3 separate regions of the Homo sapiens genome follow, and regions 1 and 2 are each linked to region 3. Evidence: chromatin loops called from intact Hi-C (ENCODE). Cell type or tissue: PC-3. All regions are shown on one strand. Region 1 has its middle 160 kb from the start of CD109. Region 2 has its middle 290 kb from the start of CD109. Region 3 overlaps LOC101928516 (a long non-coding RNA gene).

The links. Hi-C counts contacts between places; a loop is a spot of excess contacts. Peaks named below come from ENCODE experiments on the same cell type or tissue, not always from the same donor. Only the 100,000 strongest peaks of a DNase experiment are listed, where the experiment ranks them.
Region 1: a loop joins it to region 3, with 3 times the contacts of the local background. A loop is called at or near these places in 4 of 110 quality-filtered maps.
Region 2: a loop joins it to region 3, with 2.8 times the contacts of the local background. A loop is called at or near these places in 6 of 110 quality-filtered maps.

What each region holds. Positions count from the first base shown.
Region 1 is chr6:73,850,718-73,858,717 of GRCh38, reverse strand. No RefSeq gene overlaps it. Among named protein-coding and RNA genes, the nearest start is that of CD109, 160 kb to the right of the region's middle. RefSeq lists an enhancer at 6,919-7,502. In PC-3, a CTCF peak has its summit at 3,547 (motif pointing left); a DNase peak (open chromatin) is centred at 3,517.
Region 2 is chr6:73,982,855-73,990,854 of GRCh38, reverse strand. No RefSeq gene overlaps it. Among named protein-coding and RNA genes, the nearest start is that of CD109, 290 kb to the right of the region's middle. In PC-3, a CTCF peak has its summit at 4,674 (motif pointing left); no DNase peak of the experiment used is centred here.
Region 3 is chr6:74,070,243-74,078,242 of GRCh38, reverse strand. The region is part of intron 1 of LOC101928516 (a long non-coding RNA gene); the gene reads right to left. Among named protein-coding and RNA genes, the nearest start is that of CD109, 380 kb to the right of the region's middle. In PC-3, no CTCF peak of the experiment used is centred here; DNase peaks (open chromatin) are centred at 4,612 and 7,962; H3K27ac peaks cover 2,150 bases.

The DNA.
Region 1 (8,000 bases), 220 kb after region 3:
TGTATTATTGTATTAACTACCAAAAAAATGGTTTCCATAGAAAAAGAAACCAAAACAATACAAATTGCATGAAGAAAAGAGTTTGAGCAAATCAAAGCCAGATGATAAAAGCTGAATACTAAAGAAAGAAAGAATGGCACACAGATGGTTCAAGAGAAGAACAGAATCAGCAAAACAAAATTCAAGAACATAAAGACCAAGCCTATACTGCTCCCAGATCCTCAGGAATGCTCACTGATTGGAAAGATGTCTGTCCTGAATTGCAAGAGAGCCAACTAGAATGCTGATATAAACTTGGTGATTAAGAATGTGGGCACTGGAGTCACAGTGTGGGTTCAAATCTCACATCTGCTCTTAAGAAGCTATATAACATTGGGAAATAACTCAACAACCCTAAGCTCATCTTTAAACTAGGGACAATAATTGTACTTTCTCCATTTGGTGGCTAGATGAATTAAGAGGCAATAAATTTAAAGCATTTGCTTTCCATTTAGTTAAGTACTAAATAATATTTTGATACATATTAGTTGTATATTTGAAGATAATATCAAGTTAAGAATACAGAATGACATCCCAGATAACATTATTCCTGAAATGGCATTGTATTATTTTATCATCAAACTCCAGTTTTTACTCTAGATTGCTTTCCCCAAGCAAAACATACATCTTCAACGTATGTGATCACACCAGGAGCTAGGGGATTGTGGATCAATTCTGAAAGATTTAATCTTGGTCAATAGGATTTGGTGAAAGTCAGGTGAGTGAAATGAGGTGGCAGGGTGGTATAATGGTTAGTAATACATGCTCTGGAACCAGATCGCTAGGATTTCAGTCCAGGTTATACACCTACTATCATGTGATATATAGTTCACCTCATTTGTCAGTGTCTCTGTCTGTAATATTGCACTTACCCTGTAAGGCATTTGGAAGGATTACCTGGCATTAAACATGTAAAGAACTTAGAACAATGCCGGGCACATTGTAGTCAAGCAATCAATGTCAGCTGCTGCCACAAGTGGCACATGGTGGTCAGCAACAGCTGCCCTATTGGAGAGAAAACTGGACAAGTGTTACAGATGAGCCCCTTGACAATGTCATATGATGATTTTCCTTTCTCACAGGAGCAGAGTCCATACTCTGTGATTATTAAGCAATTGTCATCAACATCTTGGTGTTCTTTTCCCAGGAAATAAACGGCCCTGAGGAAAAGAAAATGAAACATCTGGACTCTCCTGCTCAATGCCCCTTTGTTTAAAATTGGGATGGCTTGCTTCTTTCACGTCCCCCCAACATTAGAGAGGATTTATCCTTCTGTGTACTGGATAAAGGAAGAGGGTAGTGATCTGGCACACTGGCAACCTGGCACAACATATCTTTCCCAAAGAAGCAGTAAAAGGAGTTACACCTAGACACACACAAACACACACACACACACTCCTCTGAAGCACTCACTTTGTCATGCTTTCAAATGCAGGCACAGGAGAATCCTTCTATTTCAGCCCTTCAACCAATAGGCCACAAAGTTCGGGGTCCCAGAGTCCTTGAAATAACCCCACTTTCAACACAGGGCCTGCAGACAATGCAATTAACACCTAATATTGCTCAGCACTGTCTTGAAGTAAAGAACCTGTAGAAACCTCTTTTCACTGGTCTCTGTCTCTTGTACCTTGACACTTCTGTATCATTGCAGAGTAAGATCTAGCCAAGAAAGTGAAAACATCCCAATCTGGGGAAATGTGAAAACAACTTGGATGCAGGAAACCTGTTTTAGCCCCTGCCCCAACTTTAACCTTGTAACGTTGGGAACATTACTCGGCCTCTCTGAACCTGTTTCTGGTTTCCTCACCTGAAAACAGCTGGGTGAGAGAGTCAGTTCTAAATTGATAATAAACAGATAAGTCCCCTACTTGGCCTTCTCCTTCTACCTAATCACTGATAGATTTGAAAGAACTCTGTCAAGGGGGAAGCTTAGAGTGCAGCTCTCTGTAGCATTTTATGGGAAAAGAAATACCAACTGTCCCCTCTTTGCACGGGTCCTACTCTGAGTGGAATCCCCATCACCCTTTAAGGTGGCAATGAACAAACAAAAGCTCTCATGAGAAAGGAGGGCTAGGCCCTGTGACTCTAGCTTTTTAACCCTGACATTCAAATTTCTGCTTTCAACATCTCATCTATTAAAGCTACCACTTCTACACTGGCCTCACCTGGAGGCATGGCTCTGCCATTACAATTTTAACTTCCTTAAATTCCATTCAGTATAGCTGAAATAGGTCCAAAACATTTAGAAATCACTAACATCTAAGGGAAAACAGAATAAGGAAAAAAAATGGGCAACTAAATAATCTGGTTTAGGTGGTGTAGTTCACCCATCTTCACCCTTCTCCCTGTTTCCCAGCCTGTCTGTATGGCAGAGGCATCTTAAACCCCTCCTTCCTGAGAGCATCCTCGGGTGTATCTAAACATCCCTGCCCAAAGTCAAGACAGCAATACCCAGAGAAAGGCAAGAGCTCCCTCTCCCACCTCCTGGTTTCCAGTTTTCTTTCTGAAGACCCACAACTTCCCCAGATGATGGCCCCAGGAATTACTGTCTCCTTTAGGGAGATGAAACTCCCACCCCAGGACCTTCCCTCTCTCACCAGGACAAGTGTATCACAAACAAGTATTCAATTGAAGGAAGGGAAAAAGAGGATGGCTGGGCCTTATGGAGGTAAGCTTCCTTCATTATGGTATCAAATCCAGTAATGCACTTTCCTGTTAGAGAATTTCTAGACAGTCCTCCCAAACGAGAAGCGTTTCCTGGATTATCATAAAACGTGTCTATATAGAAAAGCTAGTTCACAATGAAAAAGAACATGTGGAAGGTGAGTGCTGTACAATGAAGATAGGCTTTGAGAAGCCCTCCAGGCAACCAAACCTCCACTAACAAGTCCATTTTGCTGTTTTTTCTGTTATGTTTATTCTTCTCCAGCTATGACTATAAAAGAGGACGCACTGGGGAGAAACATACTTCAAGTACAAAGCAAAAGTAGGTGGAAAAAGATAGTAATAAATACGTGTTCTATGATTAATCAGGATTCTTGATTCCATTAGGAGATTAAAATTCCACAAATTCTAGGTCAAACTTTACTTGCCATAACTTATTCCCTAACCAAAACAGGCTAGAGAAATGACAGTAGAATCTGGCAATAGTACCTCTTTCTAAACTGTCCAAAGGTTAATGATCTCTTCAGTTTTGAAAATCAGGATTTACTTTTATAAAGTCAAAAAGAAACTCCCACTCTGTACGTGGTTTTTTTTTTTACTCTAAGAATAACAAATTATTATGCATAAATTACATGCCAAAAATAAGAATGCATCCTAAAAAGTATGTGGTAACAGAAGTAAGCAGATTATTGTAATAACCTTATCACCTGTTTTCCCAGAAAAGAGAAAAAGCCCTCCGATCTCATTTCATTCTTAGTATTCAACAGGAACATTAAAATTAGGCAACAATTTGGGGGAGGTACTTTCTTCCCTCTAATCCTCTTCTGCCCCCTAGTGGTCGCATATTTTTATGTCATACAAGATAATTTCCATTTTGAATATCTGGTTGTTATATTTCCACCATTAGAGTAACTCTATTGTATTTTACCCCTGTCATAAACCTTAAAACCAATTTAATAAACACATCTGACTACTCAATAAAACTTCACGATTATTTTAGTACTTACATATTGTGTATTAACTTACAACAGCTTTATCTAAAATATTTTCCCTGGAAAAAGCCCAGAGATATTCTGGGTGAAATGACATTCATGTGGTGGGCTAAAGGTTCAGAAAGCATGGAATATCATATCCTTTTAGAATTCAAAATATACATTGTTATATTAAAGATAAATCCTACAGCAATGACATTTTTTGTGATTTCCTAAACTTTGCCATTAAATACTTTTTTTTCACGTTAGACCTGCTAGCATCCTATAAAATACCATTTGGGGAAGTGTTGGTATCTAAGCATTATTCTCAACCCTATTGTTTTCTCCTGAGAATGGCTGAGGATTTCATTCTTTGTGACTCTTCTTCCTTTGTCATGCCTATTATGCCCCAATATATCAACTTCAATTATTTTATTTGAACACTATATCAGGTTGGCAAAGTAATATACACTCCATAGCTAAAACTCCAGCAGGGTATCAAAACCAAATCCTTGAAATGCTGCTCAGCAGTAAAAGGAAATGAACATTGATACACACGACAGCTTGGATGATCTTAAGTGCATTTTGCTCAATGGAAAAAAAATCATCAAAGCTTACATACTGTATGATTTCATTTGTATAACATTCTCAAAATTACCATTATCAAGACAGAGAATAGATAAGTAGTTACTAGGGATTAAGGAAGGATAGGGAGGGGATGACCCTAAGCAGCATGAAGAAGTCCCTTTGTGATGAGTAAACAAATCTGTGTCTTAACTATAAATGGTAGTTACATAAATCTGTACCTGTGATGAAAATGTCCTAAAATTATACAAAAAAACATGTAAAAATAAATGCTTGTAAAAAGAACTTGAAGCCAAGTAAGGTCTGTAGTCCAGTTAACTGTTTCCTGCTAATCAATGTTCTGCCTTCAATAATGCACCATAGTTAGATAAGATGTCACTGTTGGGGGACACTGGATGACAGGCATACAGGACCTCTGTGTACTATTGTACAACTTTTTGTGAGTCTATAATTATTTCAAAATTAAAAATTTTTTAAAGTAAAATTCTATGGCCCACACCAATGTTCACAGTATGAATTCCTTTGGATTTTTCTGAATTCCTCAATAATGTTTAAATTCCTCTAAATTACAAAAGAAGAAAAATAGGAGTAGAGTGTTATATAAGAATAATTAGTTAATACGTCATTATTCTGTGCGTTGGCAGATTACTCACAGGTCCTGACTATCTACTGGTTCTCCTCACTGGGATGAAATGAGATGAAATAAGCTTCACTCAAATGAATCCTTGATAAACACAGACACACACACACACACATTTTCACTTTCTCAGTCTTTCTTCATCTCAATAAGTGCCTTTCTCCTATCCCCTAGTTACTAAGGCCAGACATTTTTTCTTTTTCTGGGCTCTTCATATTTAGAGGTAAGGCCAGACTTTTTGAATCTTCTCTTTTCCTCACTTCCTACATCCCATCTATTCCCAAGTCTTACTGATAATACCTCCAAAATACCTCAAGTCTGCACATAAAGAATATACAAAAGGAAATGAGAATTCAAAGGAAACAGAAAATGCATCTGACAAATGGGAGAGTGTGCGAACATAGAAGGCAAAGGAGGGGGCAGAGCAAGAGGGCTGAATAGAAGCCTCCACTGATTGTCCCCCCTGCAGGAAAGCCAAGTTTAATAACTATCTATACAAAAAAGAACATCTTATAAGAAGCAGAAATCAGGATACAGATACCAGCTCAACCACAGTGGAGTACAATGCCAAGAAGGCTCTTGGGGTCCTCAATTCTGGGCCTTGGCTTGTGGATGACAGTTTTGGACCTGTCCTGGTCCAGAGAGGAGTCCACTGCCCTGAAGGGTGAGTCCCAGGCCTGGCAGCATTCACCACAAGCTCACTGAAGAGCTCTTGGGCCTTAAGAGAACATTGGCCATAGCCTGCCAGTACTTTCCATAGGCCTGTGGTGGTGATGGCCATAGGAAGAGACTCCTATGCCTGTGGAAAGGGGAAGGAAAAATGGGAAGAACTTTGTCTCATGGTTTGAATGCCAGCTTAGCTGTAGTAAAATAGAACAAAAGGCAGATGTTTAAGGTTTTTGACTCCACTCCCTGGCTCCTGGATAGCATCTCTAGACCTGTCCAGGGGCTGGGGTAACTTGCTACCTTGAAGGGAAGAATACAAGCCTGGCTGGCTTCACCACCTGCTAACTGTAGAGTCCTGTGGTCTTAAACAAACATAGGTGGTAGCCAGGTAGTGGTTACAGTGGGCCTTGGGTGAGACCCAGTGCTGTACTGACTTCAGATATGACCCAGTACAGTCTCAGCGATGGCCACAGGAGTACATGGGTCACCCCTCACTCAACTCTAGGTGACTCAGAACAGAGAGAAAGACGTTTGGGAGAAAGTAAGTGACAAGAACAACAGTATCTGCCTGGCAACCCAGAGAATTCTTCCAGACCTTATCCAAGACCACTAAGTCTGCGAGAAGCACAATGTTACTGGGCTGGAGGTGCTCGTGCTCCCTAATGCAGATATGGCTCAGATCATAACACCCAAGTACCCTTGAATACCTGAGAAGCCATCCCAAAAAGGACAAGTACAAATAAGCCCAGACTGTGAAGACTACAAGAAATACCTAGCTCTTCAATACCTAGACACCAACAAACACTTGCAAGCATCAAGACCATTCAGGAAAACATGACCTTAGCAAATGAATTAAATAAGGTACCTGGGACCAATCCTGGAGAAACAAAGATATGTGGCCTTTCAGAGAGAACTCAAAATGGCTATTTTGAGGAAACTCAAAAAAATTCAAAATAATATTGAGAAAGAATTCAGAATTATATCAGATAAATTTAACAAAGAAATTGAAATAATTTAAAAGAATCAAACAAATTCTGGAGTTAAAAAATATAATTGACATATTGAATAATGCATCAGAGTCTCTTAGTAGCAGAAATGATCAAGCAGAAGAAATAATTAGTGAGCTTGAAGATAAACTTTTGAAAATACATCATTTGCTCTCCCTCTCCCTCTCCCTCTCCATCTCCCCACGGTCTCCCTCTCCCTCTCTTTCCACGGTCTCCCTCTGAGGCCAAGCTGAAGCTGGACTGTACTGCTGCCATCTCGGCTCACTGCAACCTCCCTGCCTGATTCTCCTGCCTCAGCCTGCCCAGTGCCTGCGATTGCAGGCGCGCGCCACCACGCCTGACTGGTTTTCGTATTTTTTTGGTGGAGACAGGGTTTTGCTGTGTTGGCCGGGCTGGTCTCCAGCTCCTAACCGCGAGTGATCCGCCAGCCTCGGCCTCCCGAGGTGCCGGGATTGCAGACAGAGTCTCGTTCACTCAGTGCTCAATGGTGCCCAGGCTGGAGTGCAGTGGCGTGATCTCGGCTCGCTACAACCTCCACCTCCCAGCCGCCTGCCTTGGCCTCCCAAAGTGCCGAGATTGCAGCCTCTCTTCCCTTCTGGGAAGTGAGGAGCGTCTCTGCCTGGCCGCCCATCATCTGGGATGTGAGGAGCCCCTGTGCCTGGCTGCCCAGTCTGGAAAGTGAGGAGCGTCTCTGCCCGGCCACCATCCCATCTAGGAAGTGAGGAGCGTCACTGCCCGGCCGCCCATCATCTGAGATGTGGGGGGCGCCTCTGCCCCGTCTGGGATGTGAGGAGCACCTCTGCCCGGCCACGACCCCATCTGGGAGGTGAGGAGCATCTCTGCCCGGCCGCCCCGTCTGAGAAGTGAGGAGTCCCTCCGCCCGGCAGCCGCCCCGTCTGAGAAGTGAGGAGCCCCTCCACCCGGCAGCCACCCCATCTGGGAAGTGAGAAGCGTCTCCGCCCGGCAGCCACCCCATCCGGGAGAGAGGTGGGGGGTCAGCCCCTGCCAGGCCAGCTGCCCCATCCGGGAGGGAGGTGGGGGTCAGCCCCCGCCCGGCCAGCCGCCCCGTCTGGGAGGGAGGTGGGGGGTCAGCCCCCGCCCGGCCAGCCGCCCCATCCGGGAGGTGAGGGGCGCCTCTGCCCGGCCGCCCCTACTGGGAAGTGAGGAGCCCCTCTGCCCAGCCACCACCCCATCTGGGAGGTGTACCCAACAGCTCATTGAGAACGGGCCATGATGACAATGGCGGTTTTGTGGAATAGAAAAGGGGGAAAGGTGGGGAAAAGATTGAGAAATCGGATGGTTGCTGTGTCTGTGTAGAAAGAAGTAGACATAGGAGACTTTTCATTTTGTTCTGTACTAAGAAAACTTCTTCTGCCTTGGGATCCTGTTAATCTATGACCTTACCCCCAACCCTGTGCTCTCTGAAACATG
Region 2 (8,000 bases), 87 kb after region 3:
GCTGTGCTGGATTTCTCGCCAGGCCTTAGCTGTCTCCCTGCAGGGCAGGGCTCGGGACCTGCAGCCCGCCATGCCTGAGCCTCCCCTCTCCTCCCGCGGTGGGCTCCTGCGCGGCCGGAGCCTCCCTTACCAGCGCGGCCTCCTGCTCCACAGTGCCTGGTCCCATCCACCGCCCAAGGGCTGAGGAGTGCAGCACATGGTGCGGGACTGGCAGGCAGCTCCACCTGCAGCCCTGGTGCCTGATCCACTGGATGAAGCCAGCTGGGCTCCAGAGTCTGGTGGGGACTTGGAGAACCTTTATGTCTAGTAAGGGATTGTAAATACACCAATCAGCACTCTGTATCTAGCTCAAGGTTTGTAAACACACCAATCAGCACCCTGTGTTTAGCTCAGGGTTTGTGAATGCACCAATCCACACTCTGTATCTAGCTAATCTAGTGGGGAGGTGGAGAACTTTTGTGTCTAGCTCAGAGATTGTAAATGCACCAATCAGCACCCTGTCAAAACAGACCAATCAGCTCCCTGTCAAAACAGACCAATCGGCTCTCTGTAAAGTGGACCAATCAGCAAGATGTGGGTGGGGCCAGATAAGAGAATAAAAGCAGGCTGCCCGCCCCCAGTGGCAACCCCGTGGGGTCCCCTTCCACACTGTGGAAGCTTTGTTCTTTAGCTCTTTGCAATAAATATTGCTACTACTCACTCTTTGGGTCCACACTGCCTTTATAAGCTGTAACACTCACCGCAAAGGTCTGCAGCTTCACTCCTGAAGCCATCGAGACCATGAAACCACGAACCCACCAGGAGGAACGAACAACTCCAGACGCACCGCCTTAAGAGATGTAACACTCACCAGGAAGGTCTGCAGCTTCATTCCTGAGCCAGCGAGACCACGAACCCACCAGAATGAAGAAACTCCGAACACATCCGAACATCAGAAGGAACAAACTCCAGACACGCCACCTTTAAAAACTGTAACACTCACTGCGGGGGTCCGCAGCTTCATTCTTGAAGTCAGTGAGACCAAGAACCCACCAATTCCGGACACAATGGGATACAAGTACAATTTTGCTACATTGATATATTATATTTTGGTGAAGTCAGGGCCTTCAGTGCATCCATCACTGGAGCAACACACATTGTACTCATCAAGCAACCTCCCATCATCTACCCTTCTCCCACTCCCCTCATCCCTTTGAGTCTCTGTGTGCATCACTCCATACACTGCTTCCAAGTGTATGCATTGTTTAGCTCCCACTTAAAAGTGAGAGCATGCAGTATTTGTCTTTCCATGTCTGAGTCATTTCACTTAAGATAATGGCCTCCTGTTCCGTCCATGTTGCTGCAAAAGACATGATTTCATTCACTTAACGTAATGTCCACCAAGCTCATCTATGATCCTGTGAATGACAGAATTTTATTCTTTTTTATGGCTAATAGTATTCCATTGTGTATATACCACATTTTCCTTATCCTCCATTGATGGACACTTAGGTTGAACCCATACCCTTGTTGTTGTGAATAGTGCTGCAATGCAGATGTCTTTTTGGTAAAATGATTTCTTTTCCTTTGTGTAGATACCCAGTTGTACAATTGCTGGATCATATGATAGTTATATTTTTACCACCAATTTATTTTATACATGATAACTCACAAATCTATGCGTTGTTTATAAAACAGTACCTGTAGGGTCTCCCTTTACTTAGAATAGATTCTTCTATAAAACTTTTGCCAGGACTTCTACCAACCTAGTACATATCATCAAGAAGCAGGACCTTTCCAACAAACCAAGGCTGGTTAGTTATTTCTCTCTTGTTTAAATGACACGTTACTTTCTACTAAAAAATAGAAGCTTGTAATCATGATATCTTTATTTACCTTTATGGCTAGGAAATTTAGAGTTTAGGTTAGTATAGAAAAATAATAAAATGTAAACCCTCTGTTCTTTCTACCTCTAAAGTAGAATAAGTACTAGATTATCTGCACCCTATCTAGGACTAAAAAACATAAATTTTTTAACTACCCAGTTGATTACCAAGACGGCATGAAAATATCTTTTACCATCATTCCCTCTTCTGATAATTAGAATTTGTCAGCCGGGCACGGTGGCTCACGCCTGTAATCCCAGCACTTTGGTAGGCTGAGGTGGGTGGATCAGGAGGTCAGGAGATCCACACCTTCCTGGTTAACACGATGAAACCCCGTCTCTACTAAAAATTAAAAAAAATTAGCCGGGCATGGTGGCAGGCACCTGTAGTCCCAGCTACTCAGGAGGCTGAGGCAGGAGAATGGCGTGAACCCAGGAGGCGGAGCTTGCAGTGAGCCGAGATCGCGCCACAGCACTCCAGCCACGGCGACAGAGCGAGACTCCGTCTCAAAAAAAAAAAAAAAAAAAAAAAGAATTTGTCAGAAATGTTTTTGAAACAAGTTATCTTTTCTCTTTAGTACCAAAAAGAGATAATGCTAATCTTTTGTTTCCCGCTTTTAAGGTAAAGGAACTCACTGAAAATGTATCTCAAGATCAAAAGCCAAATTGAGGAGGAAAAAAATATAGTACTGACCATGCTCATGCCTGGGATTTCAATCTGTGGGCAGACCAACATTATTCTCCCAGACTAAAGTTGTCTGGGCATCACAGAGCATCCAGCAAGGTATTTGGAGACCCACATGGTACTAATGCAGAGGTGAATCAAACTGACTGCGGGGGATATAGTGACTACCTGCTTGAGGGAGTATCATAGAGTACTAGACAAATAACATAAACCAAAGCCATAGAATTCCCAAATAATTTCCAAAATATCTAAAATTCCTGGATTTTTCTGGGTAGCATATGTTGATTTAAAGAAAATATTCCCCCACTTAGAAAATAGGGGATATCTAGAGATGACTCTTTTTAATAAGTATTAATGAGGTTCCAGCTGGGACCTAAGTGCTGAAAAAAATGTGCCTTTCACTCTAGGCTTTTCTCTTCACACACCCACATCCTACTCCCTGCTGTATAAATTCTTTTCTAGTTTTCTCAGTATATTTTGGGTTTGGGGTATCTTTGGAGATAGATTTAGATGACAGGTCTTAGTAATATAAAGTGATCACAGTTAATTCCTCTCTTCATTGCTACTATGATCAAAAGCTAAAGTTGTGAATTGACCTATTCTGCGAAGAAAAGTTTAAGATCAAACTTTTCCCCTTGTTTATTTGGTAAATGAGAATTTCTGCACTTCAAATGCTATTTAAAGTCAAAGATAGTTTTACATATCTGTTTGCTAGTTTTATATATCTGTTTGCTTCTGAGGCCAGTTTAAGTTGAGAGACCATAAACATAATCAAATATTAAAGAATGATAAATGGTATTACCCCTGAATGGGTTGCATTCATCCTAATAAATGTATTGCATATCCTAAGTTATACAAAAATTACTATCATTTTGAACAACCCAGTGATATTGACCTTGATGGAGAATACAGTGCATTGGAGGAGGCAGGACTAAGTCACTGCAATTTCCTAACCATCTAGAAAAACCCACATTTTACACATATTTCAATGACCTATCTAATTTCTGTTAGGATTATATTCATTTGCTAGGGCTGTTGTTACAAAGTACCATGCACTGATTGGCTTCAACAACAGAAATCTATTGTCTCACCATTTTGGGAACCAGAAGTCCAAGATCAAGGTGTTGACTGGGTCATGTACCCTCTAAAGGCACTAGAAAAAGGTCTGTCCCAGTCCTCTTCTGGTACTTTTTTTGTTTGTGGCAGCGTAACTCCAGTATTCACATGGCATTCTCTCTGTGTGAAACTCTGTGTCCAAATTTTTTAAAAATAAGGACATCAGTTGTATTTTGTTAGGAACACACCCTACTTCAATATAACTTTATCCTAACAACTTATTACGTCTTCAATGATGCTATTTCCAAATAAAGTCACATTCTGAAGTACTGGGGACTAGGACTTCAACATATGAAGGGGTAGGTGGTGCACAATTTAACCCAATACAAGGATCAATAAACCAAGATCATGAATTACTGATTTTTCCATCCAGTTATGAATGCCATCACTAAGCATTTTTGCAAATAGGCTATTTTGGTAAGCCTTGATGATAGATGACAGTCACTACCTTGAAAGGGTGATGCTGTCAAAAAGCTTCTCTCCTGAAAAAGAAGCCTGACCTGGTAGCCAAGGCAGAAAAAGTTTTATCTACAGAGAGAATATTGATGTACCTCTTTTAAAGCCAGAGGTAAGCAAACCTACAATCAGCGGGGCCTAGGGAAATTGGGCAGAAAAGAAGAGCAAGATGGCTCAGAGATTTTAGAGACAAAATCATAGAAGTACTTAATTTTTAAATTAAGAACACTGAAGGTAGAGGCTGAAGGGTACACAATTGATTAGTGGCAGACCTGGAATTAGATTGAAGATCTGCTGATACTCTTGTCTAGTGAGCTTTTCTCTACATCACCCAGGTTAGAACTCCAAAATGAGTCCAGGACAACTAGGATTAAAAAAAAAAGTACTAACCCAATACATAATTACTTGTCTTTGCATGTCTTAAACTCTAAAAACAGTGCACATCCAAAACATTCAGTACCTTTCATTCCATTTAGCCAGAAACACATAGCTTGATGACTGACTGTTAAGTTGGCACTGCCCTCCAGAGGCCTGTGCTGTCTGCTCAGTTGCCCCATCTGGCTGCCATCACGAAGCCTCTTGCTTGGCAGCCTACTCAGAACATCACTGTCACTAATTAGCCTTTCCTAAGTGGAAGGTATCCAGTCAGACTTTCAGCAGTACATTCTGTGCATAATTAAATGCATGCAGTCACCAAACAAGAAGGCAAAGGCACGTTTTCTTAGCATGTGGGATAGTTATCCCTAACTTCACAGAAACTTTGCATAATTCCTTGGAACTCATTTATCTGGCATCAGTTCCATAACTGACTGAAAACAAAAGCCAACTCATAAATCCAAAGGAATCGTCCATTTTAATTATGCATAAAATTCAAAAGAGGTCAAAGTATCAAATTGGAAACATGAAAAACAAATTACTATAGACCCATCTAAGAGAACAGTAATAAAATGTGAGTAAGATCCCCTTTTATGTTTCTCAGTTTCCTCACCAGAAATCTACATAAAGGCATCTGAGAAAGCAATGTTTTAGCTCTTGTTTCTCTCATTTAGTTCTAATTCTTTCCAGCTTATGATACAAAGAAAATCAAACTGGGACTCAGGAGTCTTGAATTCTGCAAGAATTTCTTCTGCTAAAAAGAAGTGTGACCTTGGTCAACTCCTTTAATCTCCTGTATCTCAATTCCTTCAACTTTAAAACAAGGGCCTGGTTTAAATGATCTCAAAGGGCACTTGCAGACTTAACACTCTATAATTCTCTGAAATCAATTTTGCAAGAACTAAGTCTTGAATTCCAACAAACCTCCATGGTCTGGAATCTCCCTACTTTATACACCATAAAGGGGTCTATATTATCAATGCAGTTGCCTTGGCAATGGGTCAAAGAGCTGGAGCCATTACAAATGATGATGCCCAAATAATTATTTCAAATGCCAAAAAATATTTATTTCTTCTAAATTTATACCATTTGGAATAAGAATAATTTCCATAGGAATTTTCAAACACTCAAAAACATATTTTAATTTTGCCTCATACCTTTTGACGTGACAACTAAGCTGTTAGACATTAACATTTCAATGTAGCAAACTTGCCACGTTCACAGTGAGCAGCTGTGACCACTAATGGGAATCAAAAGCTCCTTCTGGTCAAACTCATAAATACTTTCTCTCAAAATATGAGTACATAAAGCAGAATCACATATCTTTATATCCACTCAACTATTCCCAAATTGTTTCTAAATTAGTAAATTTGTGGTGCTTCTCACCATAGCATCTACAAGCTACAAAATTATAGGCAGTAAATCTAATGTGCAATTCATTTTTGGAGTTATTTCTGGACAAGTGAATTGAGCACACTCAGAAATGACTCCATGTATTATAAACAGGCAATTAATTAATTTCCTCACTAGTTCTGGCAGGGCAATTTGCAATGCAGTTGTTACCTATTAAAGATAAGAAAACTATGTAAGCATTTCTGTTGATGTGGTCAACTCAACTCTAAAATATTTTGCCTCTAGAATGCTTATATCTCAGGTTTCCAGGAGAAATATATGCCAAACAATGAAAACCCTTGGGAGGCTCCACTGCATAATAGCACTCCAAAAACATCAGTAATATGAGAGCTTATTTTCCCATGTGTCAAACTCTATATGGTTAACTGATAGAAATTCTAAGATTTCAATGGTAGTCTATAAGAAAGACTGAACAGAAGGATGAGGCTAGGATCTAACTGAATTATGAATCAAGGGTGATCTGAAGTCCAAATTGCAAAGGAAGAGCACATAAAAACTTTGGGCTCAATTAATACTAATGTCCAGACCCCAGAGATCAATATGGTGAAAGGAAGCCAATAGCAGAAGTCAGCAGGATGCATCTATACTTTTAGTCTAGTGGGTAAAAGCATCAGGGGCACATTGAGGCTTATGTTCTGTGAAATTAAATGTCAGACAGTGACTGAAGGTATGGGGACAAGAAACACCATCTGTTATAGTGTGAGGAGCAGGCAGCTTATAATAGCTAAGTAGAAGGTCAAGGCCTTCTAGTTTGAGTAGAAAACTGGGATACAAGAAACAGAGAAGGAGCCTAGAATTTGAAAGCTGTACCTCAGTATACCCAAAGCCTTCCCAAGACTAGGAGATTCTGCAATTAGTGAGAGTGATTCAGACAAGTATCACATCCTTTCTATTCTCTTTCTCCAATGGTGGAGATAGAGCTCCTGACTGCTATCTGGCTTGGTTCTCAATGTCTCAGGAATCACACAGAGCTGATGCTGGGAGGTAAACCTTTTGACGATAAGCCCCAAGATGGTGCAGGGATAGACAGAAACTGACACTTCTTGTTAATAACCTATTAACAATTTCTTCCTTTGTCTCTAAACTGTGATCTTTCTTTTCCTTCATTCAAGCTCTTCTGATAAGGTGTGGGAGGAGTTTAAGTGGAGAAAGACAAAACAAAGTAGAGATGAAACTCATGATTAATAACTGTTGAATGGCACTAGTAAGATTCCTAGACTGTTTAACTTTAAAAGTTTTAAAAACTAAGGAATCCCAACTATTTGTTTCTAAATGAGGAAACAAATGCACAGAGAGGGAATTGACTCACTCAAATTCACACAGTCTGCTGGTCTCAGAACCATAAGAACCAAGATATCCTGCCTTAATCCAAAATACACCCTACTAAAAGACCTTGTCATCATAACTGATGGCCCCGAATGGAATTCTGAGAATGGTAAACATCCCACGGATCCATCCCATTTCACAACCAACTTATTGGAGCTGACTGTATTCTTTTTCACTTACTGATGTGCCAGAATAACACAGCTTTTTGAAAATAGATCCATATGGGTCAATATATTTCATGAACATAGATGCAAAAAATTCTCAACAAAACACTAGCAAACCAAATTCAACAGCACATTAAAAGGATTATTCACCGTGATGAAGTGGGATTTACCTTTGAGGTGCATGGATGGTTCAACATAGACAAAACAATAAATTTGATACACCACATTAATAGAATGAGGGGCAAAAACCATATGATCATCAATAGATACAGAAAAGCTATTTAACAAAATGTGGCATCTTTGCATGATAAAAACTCAACAACTTAGGTGCAGAAGGAATGTACCTCAAATTAATAAAGGCCATATATGACAAACCCCCAGCTAGCATCATATTCAACAATGAAAAGTTGAAATCTCTTCACCTAAGATCAGGAACAAGACAAGGATACACACTCTCATCACTCCTATTTAACATAGTACTAGAAGTCCCAGGCAGAGCAATTAGGCAAAAAAGAAATAAAAGTCATCCAAATTATTTTTTTAAATGCAAATTGTCCCTGTTTGCAGATGAGATGATCTTATGTATATAGAAAACCTTAAT
Region 3 (8,000 bases):
AATGAGGCTTTATACAGTATTAACACAACTGTGTCTCTTAGAACAAATTTGAGAGCAAGCTGTCTAGGTTAGGGCAAAGCTAATTTGCAAAAAGAATAATTCAGACCAAAAAGGAAATCTTTCGAATGAAAAATCCAGAGGACTTGAAGCCTAAATGAATGAACACCAAGATTCAATAGTCTTTTCCCTCATTCTCTCATTCTTTCTCTCCTGTTGATTACCTTCTCTTTGTCTTCTTTTCCCTTGGCTTCCAATGAGACATTGTTCTCTGGGTCTCCTCCCAGAACTCTGATGATTTCTCTTTTTCCTTTCTTTCACTCCTGAAATGTATATGATCCAAGTTTTTGCCCTTAACATTTTCACTTCTCTTTCTCAACTACCTTATTCCTTTGAACAATCTATTCAATCCCCTGTCTTCAGTTGACACTTCTAGAGACATGGCCTCCAAACCTGAAATCCAGGCCAAGTTCTCTCTTTTATATTTCAGCTGTGTATTTCCAGTTGCTTCCTGAAGCTGTCCACATATCCCATCTGCCCTTCACACTCAGTATATTTTCCCCCTTCTCCCTTCATCCAGCTCCTCCTCTTGACTTCTCCAGTTTTACTAATAGTGTGGCCATCTTCCAGGGCATCAAGATTTAAAATTCTGGTATCACCTCTGTATTAATCCATTCTCACATTGCTATAAAGAAATGCCTGAGACTGAGTAATTTATAAGAAAAGAAATTTAATTGGCTCATGATTCTGCAGGCTGTACAGAAAGCATGGTGGCAGCTGCTTCTGGGGAGGCCTCAGGGAGCTTTTACTCATGTCAGGAGGCAAAGTGGCAGCAGGTGCTTCACATTGTGAAAGCAGGCGCAAGAGAGAGACAGCAATGTGCCATGTAGTTTTAAACAGCCAGATCTCCCAAGAAGTCCCTATCAAGAGGGCAGCACCAAGAGGATGGGAGCTAAACCATTCATGAGAAATCCATCTCCGTAATCTGATCACCTCCCACCAGGCCCTGCCTCCATTACTGGGGATTACAATTCAACATGAGATTTGAGTAGGGACACATATCCAAACTACATCAAGCCTCTCACTTTTTTCTCTTATCCTCCATCCCCAAGTTTTAGCTAAATTCTATACATTTCAATTCTGCAATATATTTCTAAATAATTCTTATCTCTGTTAACCCTTCCTCTGTCGTTTAGTCCTTATCACCCTTCAACTATGATATTAGAAAGGCCTCCTATAAGTCTCTCTCCCTCAGAATATCCTCCAGTCCTAAACCACTTTACAGTATATTCTTCCTGCTCACAATTCTGAATAAACTACTTGCCTGCTCAAAAACATTCATTAGCTCTTCACTATCTATTATAGAGCCAACCCCCTTTTCTCTACCGTTCTCAAGCTCCTATGACATGGCCAATATCCTATTTTTCCAACTTTTTTTCTGCCTACTCTTCTTAATGACTCCTCTACTCCAGCCCAATTGAATGACTTGCTCATTGCAATCTATACTCTGACATTTTTAACATCACAATTTGTTCACACCTTCTGCTCTCTTGAATTTCTTTCCTCATCTCTGAAGAGAGCTTTATTTCCATCACATGTGCAAGTAACCTCTCATCCCCTCTGACTTTCTCAAACCATCCACAATTCTTTTGCAATACTTTTCATTTTATACTTTCTATTCTAGTCATTTGGGTATGTCTTATCCTACATACGAACTGTAAGTCAATAAGGACAGGATCTATAAATGATGCAATTTTGTATCCACCATTATCACCAGCACAGGGCTTTCCACATACTACCTCATCAACAATTTATGTTGATTGCCAAAATAGTTATGAAAAGCCCTTCTTTGATTCAGTTAGCATAAATTTAATTGGCAGTTCAGGATCCTATTTTCCTAAATGAGAGTACAGCATCACTGAAGTATTGTATGGTCCTTGCACAGCCTACTGAGAATTACTGTAAAATAAGCAGGGAGACATTGCCACAAAAATGCATTCAACAAAACCAATCGACACAAGCACAATCTTGGTGGCAAGATGACACAAGAGTCAAGGAAATCCCACAATTATCCTTGCAAAAATCTCTCCTCACAGCTCTCAGCTCTAAATGCAGCATTAATTGGTAGCATTGACAAAATTAATTTGGCAAATCCCTCTGAAGCTTGTTCATTTAAGCTTTCTGTGATACTGTTGGGTTTTAGCCCTTAATTAAATTTATGTGCTGATATGTTAAATCCTTTTCATTTCTGTTTAACCCCCTATTCACGGAGGTTTTCTTCCAATATCATATGAAAACCTAGCTGAATCAAAAAGCAAAGTTTACAGAAGACTGTAGTTTTTCTGACTTTCTAGTTGCACTTGTAGAATTAGAATTTGAAGTCTATATAAGAAATCCCAAATGGGGAAATTAACATGCAATTTTTCCTAAGCATCTCCCCGTGCCTGAAGGGCTGAACTCCAGTTCCTGTGTTTTGATGAATTACATTACAAATTAGCCCAATCATCTCACTATCAAATTTGCAGGTTTTATTCCTTCTTTGGAACTTACAGAGATTAAAAATAAATTTTAGTTTCTTCCAACATAGTTTCCAAATTTACTGCTCCTCTTTCCTTCACATCTGACACTAAACCAAGCCAAAGGCAGAGTACTCCCTCCCTGGTGATGTCCCTGCTCATCCATCACGCCTTGCTGATGCAATCCAGTTCCATAAGCTGTCTTCGGGGAGCATGGGTGGCCAACAGAAATGAGCCCATGAGTGAATGGAAGAATTGTGTAAGACTCTGTCTTTTGTGTAGGGAAAGTGCCAGGGCATGTTTGCCAGATCTCCCGGATGCTTTGTGTGGATAGTTTTAATCTCCTTTTCAAACAGAAGAAGTCAAGTTCTTCCTTTAAATATTTATTTCCACAGTTTTTCTGTCTTTGTTTTGCACATAAGCTTAATTTATGTGTACCTTTTAAGATCTTGGTTAAAATATTCTCCCGAAAGAATACTAGGTTCATACTAGGGAAGTAGACACATAATGAAAAATTATCCAAAAAGCTTGGTTAACTTCTTTTTCCCAATATACACACTTTCTATTAGCAAAGAAACTAAGCTAGACTGAAAATAGTGTTCAATTTGGTTTACCTAATTATTCAATTTCCATTTTAATTTTCCTAGTAAAAACTTCATCATAATGTGTATTCTGTTGTATTTCTAACACATTAGCACATCTATAAGATATAGATCTATGTAGATTTCACTTTCAAATATCACATTTTGACTATATAAAAACTAAATGATATTTAGAGAGGGTATTTGATAATATAAGGTTTTACTTGCACATTTGGTAAGTGTTAACTTTGTTATTGTTTGAGTTTTCTTTTAATAAGCTGTTAGCTATGCAGCTGGGAGCCCTAGCAGATGCAATTTCTCCTTCAACAGGGACAAAAAGCAGCTAGATGCTCTACACAGGCATTGGAAAGGTCATCCAAAGCATATTTTAAGAGCCTCTATTAGTTTTGCAGGTTTTTGTCATGCTGAACCTTGTGCTTGGAGATAAAAAAATTAGAGATTTTTGTTTTACTGGTCAAAGCATTCACTCCTCTGATACAGACAGCACCAATAAGGGGTGGGTCGATTTGCGTGAGGAGCCAATGATTTTCTATAATAGAAAGGACCACAGTCCTATTACCTGTCACCAACTTCCTCTCCATAAAAGTCAGGGTAGATTTAGATGGCCTCATGAGGCAACGATGAACAACAAGACTCCTAAAATACAGGTAAAACAAGGGTAGAGAGTGAAGGGAGAGAGCAAGTCCTGGACTGAATCAGGGCATCATCTGTGCTTCTGAGTCTCAGGGTGTGGTAGGCATGAGAATACACCTGGTGGGCTTCCAACCACAAAAAGTGTGTTTGACTGAGGCCCCAGCCACCACTCCCTGAAACCTATCCCTGCATTTGTGCCATGGCCACATCTCTCATAGGCTGCTTCCTGCCAATGACCTGTCTCCAGGGGACGTGAGACTTCTTTTTGGCTGACTTGGCTAGAGAACTCCCCTAAAGTTTCCTGAGACGATATAGAAATCTAGGCGGCTTGCAGCCAACCTTCTCTCCCTCTCTCCTTCACTTGAGGTCAGACTAGCATCACATTCTGATGACTGGCTCAACTCTCTTCCTACTTCTTTTACATGCAGGCATTTCCTCCTAATAAAATCCTTGCCTGTTTTGTTCCATCTTAGCATCTGCTTCTTGGAGGACTCAGATTAACATGCACAGTACAAGTGCTGAACCTGTCTTGACCTACTTCGAGTCATTTGTGTCCCAGGAACTATTAGAATGAACCTTATGAAACTGCCAACATCCAACCATTGGTGACTTACAAAAATAACAATTTCATATAGTTCAACCTAATAGTAGTGCAGAATGCTGACAGGGTTGAAACACTGGAGACTCAGTTCTCTAAAGCACAGAGTTTCTTTGAGACTGAAATAAGAATCTACATTCCTTCCCCTGAAAGGGCTGAATCTGGGACAGTTAGCCCAGTGCCTGAGCTCAGGATAGCTTTGACCCAGGAAATCTGATGCTTTCCATTGCCCATGTTTCCCTCAGGATACAGCTTGGCTGCTTAATCAGCCTTACTCACTGGCTTATTTCCACTGGAGCCCAGCTCATCGTCATGACTCACCTGAAAGATGATGGACATCAAAACTTGTCCTGATTCTCTCCTGTAGGCAGCCTTTGCCCCCATGGAAATGCTTTGGCTCAGGAATTGATAGAACTTTGACCTTGAAGGCACTGATAAGTTTGTGGGGAATTCTTTTTAAAATCAGAGGCAGCCTAGAAACTGGGGGAGTCCACCTTTCCAGAAGCAAGCAGGATTGATTCAGAACTCAGAATGACTGCTGCACAGTGGACTCTGCACCACCTTTCTTGTTTCCAACACAGCCCAGGAAGGCAGCTTCTACTCTGGAGACAGGAACCCTCTGCCACAGCTGGCATACTGAACCAGGAATAAATCAGAGAATTCTCTTCCACTTTCCAGACCACTGAAAATAGGGACTCATAAGAGTATAAAAGAAAAATAATTGGACCTTGGAGGGGAATATACTGGACTTCTTGCTCCTATTGGCCATGGTAGTCCAGTCTGGCTTGACTAGGGCACGCAACTTGCCCCTCAAATTCAATACGCCAACTACACATAGTAAAAATGTTAATAGTAAGAATTTACCTTTCAGTGAAGAAATTAATTTTCACAATTATTAAAACTAATTCAAATTGTAATTTAAAGTATGAAGATTTTTCTATTCAAATATCTTTATGTTTCTGAAACTTTAGCTTGTAAAATTAGGTAACCACGTAACTTTTATTCTCAAATGCTATGAGAAAAGTCTTGCTTTTTCCCCAATAATTTCCTTTTTATTAAAGAAGAAAAATAACTTTACATGCAATTAATTTGAGAGCTTTAATATAAAAAATAGCCTTCATTTACTGAGCACTTACTATCTGCTAAAATAAAGCTAGGAACTATTGAATACTAGAGTTCTGCCAGTAGTTCTGACTCAGTGCTATGAAATGAATAGAATAAAATCACTATTCCTTTTATACTTCATATGTTTCTTCTATGCATATTGTATATTTCTTCTATGCAACTTGAAACACTGCCATCATATTTTGTATTGCACTTTACATAAACATCTCTAATTTATCATAAGCCTTTCATAAACATTATTTTTCCATTGTGTGGACATTATGTTTAACCCTTCCTTATGTTTAGACACTCAGATTGTTTCACATTTTTTTTGCCTCAGCTCAACATATAATCATTCTCAAGAGTAGAATTACTGGGTTAAAGATTACAGTAGTCCCCCTCTTATCCACTGGAGATAAGTGGATGGTTGAAACCAGATATAGTACAGAACCCCATATATACTGTTTTTTCCTATACGAACATACATATGATAAAGTTTCATATAAAAATTAGGAACAGTAAAAGATTAACAACTATTAAAAAAAAGAAAAATTATAACAATATGCCAGCATCACTACTTTTGCACTTTGAAGCAATTATTAAGTAAAATAAAGGTTATTTGAACACAAGCACTGAGATATCACAACAGTCAATCTGACACCAAAACGGCTACTAGGTAACTAACAAGTAGTGTCTACAGGGTGGATACACTAGACAAAGGGATTATTCACATCCCAGGTAGGACAGAATGGGATGGCAGAAATTTGATCATGTTCCTCAGAATGGCTTACAATTTAAAACTTATGAATTGTTTATTTCTGGAATTTTCCATTTAATATTTTCAGATTGTGGTTGACCAAGGGTAACTGAAACCACAGAAATTAAAACCTTGGATAAGGAAGGACTACTGCATTAACATTTTTAGACTCAATATGCATCTTCAAATTTATTTTACATTTTTATCAGCAGCATATGAATGTTCCTGTTGGAGACCTTGAATAATGTGGGAGATCATAAGATATTCTTCAGATAAACATCTTTTCTAATGTGAAGTAAAAAATGGTATTTCATTTAAATTTCCATTACCATACCAATAATATTTGACATTTTTCACAACTTTGTTAAATAATGTTTATCTCTATTCTTTAGAGTAACTCCAGAGTTCTTACTTTCAAATGCTCAAAAGTCATCTCTGTAATCCTCTTGAAAATTTTCATCAGTTACTTCAAATAGACAGGCTTAAATAGGACTGTTATCTATTCTATATCACTTAACTCTTTTGCCTCAGTCTAGTTGCTGTAGTGGAATTTACTTTAATAAATGGACCAGGATATTTACATAGTTCTCTCTCTCTCTTTCTGTGCATGTGTGTGTGTGTGTGTATGTGCATGTGTGTGTGTGAGAAAGAGACAGAGAGAGGCTAAACTTTAGTCTTCTCTCAAATCATAGGAATCACTGACTTCTGTCACAATCATAAGTAACTCATAACTAAATTTATTTTCCTTCTCAAATTACATTATCCTTGTTACTTCTCACATTTTCCATTTTATCCTAAAAGTTTCTTACATCATTATCACCAGATATATAGTAAAAATCCCCAATATTAAAAATTAACAAACCATGATTCAAGTTGATTTTTAAATATTTTCTCCCTAATGATGTATGTCTTGGTGAAGAGAATTTGATATGGTAGTTTTTTTTTTCTAAGATTAACTAACTCAATTCATTCTCTCCAGATTGGATTGGAAGTTGGATGAAACACTATAAATCAATGTGGAAAAATAATTTTGCCAAATTTCAATCTCAATCAGTCTCCATGAAAACTTTATCCTTTTGCTGTTTCAATATATTTGTATGGTATTTTTAAGTTGTTAAAAGTTTATTTATTTTAAAGGCTCAATGGGCTTCCTGGATGCCAAATCACTTTTTAAAAACATTTTGATGATACAAACTAAAATGAATTAAAAACACATGGAATCACTGTTCTCTAAAATATATGTGTTTTCAAAGTTTAGAGAAAGAGGGTGGGAAGAGGTGCTTGGCAGCATGTTTGGGTTTTAGAAAATCCGAAATTTTTGAAAAATTGTTCCAGATGTTGATGAACCCCTTGGTTCCCCTAAGTTTCACCCAAACCTGCTATAAATAAAGATAATTATAAACAGCAATAAACTAAGGTTAAGGCAGTATGTAACGGATGCCATAGGAATCATAATTAATTTGAATTAACTCTGAATTGAATTTAGCCACAGATAATACAGATGTGGATGGGTTGTAAATACCATTAAGAAAAGTAAAGTTTTACGTACACTTACATAAATGAAATAGGAAAATAAAAACAGAACTATTTCACACAAAAAACCTGACAGCATCCTGGCATTTCATCCTGGCATTCAGAAGCTCTCATTATCTAGCCCAGTGGTTCTTCAGACAGGATGATAAATATCCCATGGAGGATGTTTGGAAATTTGTGGGACATTTTTGGTTGTCACAATGACTGGAAAGAGCTACTGCCTTTTATTACTCAGTGGCCAAGGATGATTAACATCCTGA